Linked DNA regions of Homo sapiens: region 1 is linked to region 2. A link is a contact called in ENCODE POLR2A ChIA-PET data. All regions are on one chromosome and are shown on one strand. The core of a region is the stretch at or near the end of the contact, and the rest is flanking DNA. Distances in the headings are between cores, read along the strand shown. Region 1 has its middle 32 kb from the start of MIR4711. Region 2 overlaps FGGY (FGGY carbohydrate kinase domain containing).

Region 1 (3,522 bases), core at 397-2,896, 220 kb before region 2:
CAGTGTTTTTTTTTTTTTTTTTTTTTTTTCAGAAAAACATCTTGTGTTTGTGTATTTATTCACTTATGGAATACCCATTACGTGCCAAGAACTGTTTGGGTACAGAGAACAGGCTATAAGATACTCTGAGCCCTCCAAGAGCTCACAGGCCGGTGGCCGGGGGGAGGAAGAAAAAAGCAGGTAAGTAAATCTAAAGAACGTGATTATCCTCAGGCCTGGGAGAAATAGCAGATCATGTTGATATTAAAACCTAAGCATTCTAGCTTGCTAACTCACATGCTGATTTGGTGCATTCTTAAAGCTGGGCGTTTCCAGGGTTGCCTTACGATATTTTTACTGCTCCTCTTGGAACTTATACTCCCCAGTGCAACTGGCAACAACACAGATTATGCTCTGAATATAAAGATCAAATGCCCAGTCTGGATCTTCACAAGAGAGGGCGTCCCTTCTGGATGCCTCACTAGGACTCCAGCTCACTGTGGCATCGGGTCCTGTAGTTTACTGTAGCTCTGCAACATGCCACTCCATTCTGTCATTCTTGTCTTTTCTTCCTCACCTCCCCCAGCTTTTGTTCTCTTTGGCTCTTTTGAAAGCCACATTTATGTTCTTCGCATATGGGAAGTATTTTTGGTCAAAATTTAAAACCTGTAATGCGTTCCTTGGCAAAATGATTTGCTAAGCAAGTCTGGCTTTAACTTGAAAGAAAAGCTTTCAGTAGGCAACAAAACAAAAATCTCACAAACCACTCTGGCCACACTGCAATTCTTATTCATCAAAGCTAAATATACTTTACATGCATGTATTAAATAAAACCACCTTTCTCAGTGCAAGGAGGTGTGTATTGGAGTGATTAAAATTTTTATTACTGAGCCACACGTGGTTTCTAATAGAATTATATATAGACATTTATATTTTTTCCTAACACGGTGGCTTTATAGTAGGAACCAGAATGATTTTCTTAGGGATTAACCTCCTAGCTAGGAGGCAGAGAGAACCATGGAGAAACAATATTTGTAGAGTGCCTATTGTCTGAAAGGCATTGTGCTAAGGGCTTTATCCACAGTTCTTTCACTGAATCCTTACCACCAACCCTAGGAGGTAGGTAGCAGAATGATCCCACCACAGAGGGAAAGACTGAGGCTTAGACAGGTTAGCTATGTTGCCCAAGGTCTTTCAGCCCTTCTCCTTTCTATCAAGCTGCTCCTCACTGTTGAGATGCCAAAGGTGTCCTAGTGTTGCCATGTGTTTTTGCCTAATTTCTGTGTGTTTTCCTTTCTCTATAAAGCAGTGAAAACTCAGGTCAGGTTTGGTTTGGATACGAGTTTGCTTGAAAGAATGGCCAGCACCCGGAGCTTGGCAATCAACAACATGAGCACTGCAACTAAAGAGCAGGTGGTGGGCAGGATTCCTCTCCAGCTGTTACAGTGGGGTGATACCTAAAGTTTTGCATCCAGGCAGATCTGGATTTGAATCCTATCTCTGCTACCATCTGGTGACTCTGGGCAAAGTGTCTATCTTTTCTGAAACTCAATTTTCTCAACTATGTCTTTTCTGAAACTCAACTTTCTCAACTATAAGGTGGAGATAATGCTGCCTACCTCACAGTGCTGTAGGAGGATTGGAGAGGACATACAACAAGGACTTGGCAGATAGTTGGTAATTATTCATGCTTTTATGTCTGCCTTTTGTATCCACAGACAACCACCGCATTCACCAGGGTTTTGTGTGAGCAGGTCCAGGCCTGCCCGTTTCTCAGTGAGTGATAATCAGCTTTTGCAGCTGAAGCCTGTTTGACCATAGACCTGACATCTTGCTTAGATCCTGCAATACCCGACTCCTCTTCTGTAGTGATCCCCAATCCTCCTTTATCCCTAGTGCAACCTCTGGCTAGGATCTATGAATGCACTGGGCTTCCTTCTGCTTTTAGGCCAGCTAGATCAGACACGCACACCCACCTTCACTCGGGGCTATGCCTAAGGTCCCTATATCCTTTGGATACTGTAGAATGCTATTGCAGAGCTGACCTTCATAACTGGGGTGCTCACCCTTCTCCATGCTTACTACAGTTACTATTTTGAGCATCTTCTAGGAGCAGAGCCCTGTAATAACACAGGCATGGACCATGCAATTGAGCCGAGTGCTTTATATGCATTATCTCCTTTAGTCCTCATTATAATCCTGTAAAGTAGGTACTATTAACATATTCAGGCCAGGTGCGGTGGCTCACGCCTGTAATCCCAGCACTTTGGGAGGCCGAGGCGGGCGGATCACGAGGTCAGGAGATCGAGACCATCCTGGCTAACATGGTGAAACCCCCGTCTCTACTAAAAATACAAAAAATTAGCTGGGCGTGGTGGCGGGTGCCTGTAGTCCCAGCTACTCGGGAGGCTGAGGCAGGAGAATGGCGTGAACCTGGAAGGTGGAGCTTGCAGTGAGCAGAGATCAAGCCACTGCACTCCAACCTGGGCGAGAGCAAGACTTCGTCTCAAAAAAACAAAAACAAAAACAAAAACAAAAAAACCAACAACAACAACAACAAAAAAAACATATTCATATTCAATACCTATTCATTTCAAAATGAGGAAACTGAGACTTAGGAAGATTAAGGACCTTTCTCCAAGTCACCCATCTAGTAAGAGGTAAGACCAGGCCTAGGATCCCAGGCCAGGGCTCATAGCTGTTACACCATATTGTTTTTCATCCCACCTTCTCCTTCCTCCTTTTCTGACTGATGGGCTCCATGCAGCAGGTACTTTTTTTTTTGTAATTGTAGCATTTCTCATAATGTACTGTCATCAATCTATTTGTCTATGTCTCTCATTAAACAGGGAGGTTCCTGAAGGCAGGGGCCATGTCTTATTTATTCCTGTAGACCAGTGCTTACCACAACATGTGGCACAAAGTACTCCAGAGGATGTTTATTTACTGAATTATATTGGCTTTTTCTTCTCTACCTGCTGTCTTTTGCTGAAGTCTTAGCATGTCCTCTACCCACACTCATTTGAGCTATGACAGCTCTCAAATCAACGTTAGCAGTTACTCTTGGGTCTGAAATTATGTGTGGGTGTTGACATATTTATGTATGTATATGTATGTGTATGTCTGTGTGCGTTTGTGTGTCTGCTGTGGTATCAACTAAAACAGCTAGTTTTCCCAGTGCTTGTCTACATCAAAAGCTTTTAGCCATCAGGTTTCTTCAGTTTCCTTTAATCTGGAAACTTCCCACAGCCTTTCTTTGTCAGTATGACATAGATATTTTTGAAAAATATAGTCCATTAAAAAATAAAATGCTTCCCATGTTGCGTTTGTCTGATGTTTCCTTCTGATTAGATTCAGGCTCTGCATTAAAATGCTCTTTCTTTTCTCATATCTGGAGGCACACAATGTCCATTTGCCCATCTGAAGTTGATTTGGATCACCTAATCAAGATGTTGTCCTATTTCTTCCCTGTATACTTAACGTTCTTTTTCCTCTTGTAACTAATAAGCAAATTCTGAAGAGATATTTTAAGATTATGCATAT
Region 2 (3,609 bases), core at 452-2,951:
CAGGGCACAAAGGCTTTTGTACAGGAATAACCCAAGATATGAGCTCATTTTAACTGAGCTCTTTTTACATGCTCTTTCTATACATGTCTCATTTTATTCTTACAACAAACTAATGTCATTGGTATTAGTATTATCCTCATTTTATGGATAAGAAAATCGAAGCTTAGAAATGAGTAGTAACTTCACCAGGGTCATGCAGCTCACAAGGAACTGGGCTGTGATTCACATTCAGGTAATCTGATTCCAAAGTGCTGGTTCTTCCCCACCAAGACTCACAGGTTTTTCTCTAAGATAAAAATCCAATAGCCAGGCAACCAATGTTCACTTATCTGTACATCTCAAAATCTTGGGATCTTAAATATATTGATTCTGAGATCCTTGACAGAAAAGGAGTTGGCCACGCTGCTCCACAGTATCATAAATAGGTTCAAGGAATTCCTGAGAATCACCCACATTTACTGGTTGCATAAACATAAAGTACAGGCAAAGTTAATGTTACAGGGTCAGTCAATACGAAAAGGGAATTAAAATGAAGGAAAAAGAAATGTGTAGGAAATATTTATTTGTTTCTTCTTGGGTTGGCAGATTCACTGCTGCTATATCTAGACTTAGAACCTGAGAACTAGTGTGCTATTATGAGAAAAGGATGGAATTTGGAGACAGAAGGATCTGCTATAAAATGAGGAAAATCACAACATCACATGGTTGTTGTGATATTGCAGAAATGCTTAAAAAGAGATGTTTAATGGTAGCTCTGTCACCATCATCACTACCATCACTCTCTCCACCACCACCATCATCACCATCATCATCATCTGAACCCCCTCTCAAGAGACAACTGGATTCTTCCTTTCTAGTAAACATATCAACATCAAAGATAGGCTGGGTACTGTGCTGAGCTCCTTGAATGTTCTCTCATTTAATCTTTGCAACATCCATAAAAGGTAAACATTCTTTCTTCCTCTTAATAGATGCAGAAGTAGAAGAACAGAGCAGAGTGTTCAGGTAACTTGCCCAAGGCCACATGGATTTAAGAAGCAGTGCCAGGATTTGACCTTGTTCTGTCTGACTCCAAAGCTTATGTTCTTTCTATACTCCTCACTTTATGATGTTATAATTGTCTTACATAATGAAAACATACTTGGAAGTGCTAGTTCACCATGAAACTCAGTGAGAGCCATGGGCTAAGAGTTAGAAAAACAAGAGTTTCAGCCCCAATTCTGCCACAAATGGCCTAAAAGTTTGAACTGGTTCTCTCATCCCCACAATGAGAGAAATGAATTACAAATGGAGGTCCTTCCTCAGCCATTCTCAGTATATACACAGTGCTTCTCCTAAAATACAAGCTGAGGTATCTCCTTACCTAAAATTATATATATTGGGCAGGACTGGCCTCATTTCCCCTCAAGAGGTTCTCTACACTCTGCCTAATGTCCACCCCAATTCAGCAGCCATGCATAGCTGATGTTCACTGCAAGACCACATGAGTCGGAGAGCTGACATCTTATTTTTCCTTTGGCCACACAGTGCTTTGATGGGCTATCCCCGAGAAAAGAGGTTCAGAGATAAGCAGGGAAAAGCAAGAAAAGGTGGGAGGAGCTTTCTTCTTTCCGGAGAAACATATTTTGCCATCCACAGAGAACTCACAGGCTGCATGTGTACATCAGGAAACAATTTGACACAAGTGCAGCCCTCGGTACCGCTGGGGCCCTTCATATGACCATACCAGTGTCAGTTTATTCTGCAATCCTCAAAATGTTTAAGGAGAAAAATTAGCAGATGAAGAAACAGGCATAAAAAAACAGTGACATCATCAACTGTGTTTTCCCTGAAACTTGCACAATGCCCAACTGATGGCAGTTGCTCAATAAATGTTTGTTGAACTAAAAAACAAATAGCAGAAAAACAGGCTAACTCAATGAATTAAATGTCTCCCAACCCTCCATGTAACACACATAGTTCATATCAAGCAATGTTTAAAAAGAATGTTAAAAAAGGAACATTTAAAACTTCATGAACAGCTCTCTTATTTAATATGCTGTCTCCCTTCATCTCTCCCATTCATCCAACCAACAATACTTCCACCCAAGCATTGAGTCCCTACTATATTTATGTAAAATAAAAAAGAGACTTTGCAAATGTTATGATTAAGAGTACATTTTCCTATAATTTATCACGCTGTGGCAGTTTTGAAAGCTTACAAGGTTATATAGAAGAAAAACATCCTGAGTTCTCGCATTTGTGTTATAATTATCTCCCACTTTATAGCCATATAAAGTACTTTATAGCTTGCAAAGTATCCTCAAACACTGTAACCTTCAATTAGTCCTTAGAAAATCCTGTGATATGTGTATTTTATTTCCAGTTCACAGTTGAAGAAATTGAATTTCAGAAAGGTGAAGTAATTTAGTCGAGTTTATTTAGTAACTTAGAGGTAGAAGTTGGACTCAACTAGGATTTTCAGTCTTTGAGTCTGATGTGTTGGCATCTTGAAAAAGATTCTCTTTTAATAACCTCAGGCACCTTCTCTGAAGTATCAAAAAGGATAAGAAGGGTTTTGAACATTATTTAAGACTACATCTGTTTGAGACTCTTGATTCAGTCATTTGGATGAATGAACTGACTGATGAATCCCATCCAGTGAGTTTCTTGCCAAAGCTGGCTGGGAGGTTTCTGGAGTTCCTGGAGAGGAAGGGCTCCAGAGAAGACTCTCTAGTGACCACCAGCTTTATACATGCAAATTGACAACTGTATGCTTCTGGAAGGATAAGAATCATATCAAAGACGTGTTCTCTGCAGAAGACTTAACACCAGACTACATACACGCAGACACTGAAGTCCATTATTTTGACTAACATTCATTTATGTTAAACAGAACACAATATATTGAGTTAGTATTATGGCACAGTGCTTAAAAATAAGGACTCATTCATCATGTGATTTCTTATCTTCTTTATGTTTCTTATCTTCCTTATGCCTCAATTTCCACATCTCTACAATATGAATAGTATCCTCCTCACAGATTATAAAAATTATATATGTTAATATAGGTGTAAAGTACCCATAACAGTGCTAATAAGAGCATTCTGTGATGATGGAAATGTTCTATATTTGCACTGTCTGATACAATAGATACCAGACACATGTGGCAATTGAGCCCTGAAAATGTGGCTAGTACAACTGAGGACTGAATTTTTTATTCTATCCTAATTAATTCACATTTAAGTAGCAACATATAGCTAGTGGATATTATATTGAACGGTACAGGTTAAAACATGCCTAGTACTATATGAACCTTTGCTGTTTTTATTACTTTTATTATTGTTATTGCTGTTTTTGTTGTTTATCTACTTCTTCAGAGTTAGACTTGAATCCCTCTTTCATCCCCTTGGGCAAAGATGCCTTGACCCCTTAGAACTTCAATTTCCATATCTGAAGAATTTGGATAGCAATACTCACCCACAAAGTTGCTGTGAGAATTAAATGAGATTTAGGTGGAACACACCAGTACTCAATAAATGGGAGATACGCCATCCACGACCTGCAGAATTGCCTGGCATGAGCAGGGTTCCATATGGTTGGGACCTTTTCTCCTTATTCCTGAATGTG

What was found. ChIA-PET counts read pairs that join two places held with the same protein, here RNA polymerase II (POLR2A).
Region 1: POLR2A ChIA-PET joins it to region 2 with 13 read pairs in BJ. The contact joins two enhancer-like sites. POLR2A ChIA-PET finds 5 or more read pairs at or near these places in 3 of 52 experiments (BJ, HEK293T and activated T-cell).

What each region holds. Positions count from the first base shown.
Region 1 is chr1:59,763,420-59,766,941 of GRCh38, reverse strand. No RefSeq gene overlaps it. Among named protein-coding and RNA genes, the nearest start is that of MIR4711, 32 kb to the right of the region's middle. Within about 2 kb of position 1,646, at least 2 of the 41 ENCODE cell types and tissues checked have a DNase peak (open chromatin) inside an H3K27ac peak, as active enhancers do.
Region 2 is chr1:59,548,292-59,551,900 of GRCh38, reverse strand. The region is part of intron 7 of FGGY (FGGY carbohydrate kinase domain containing); the gene reads right to left. Among named protein-coding and RNA genes, the nearest start is that of MIR4711, 180 kb to the left of the region's middle. Within about 2 kb of position 1,701, at least 11 of the 41 ENCODE cell types and tissues checked have a DNase peak (open chromatin) inside an H3K27ac peak, as active enhancers do.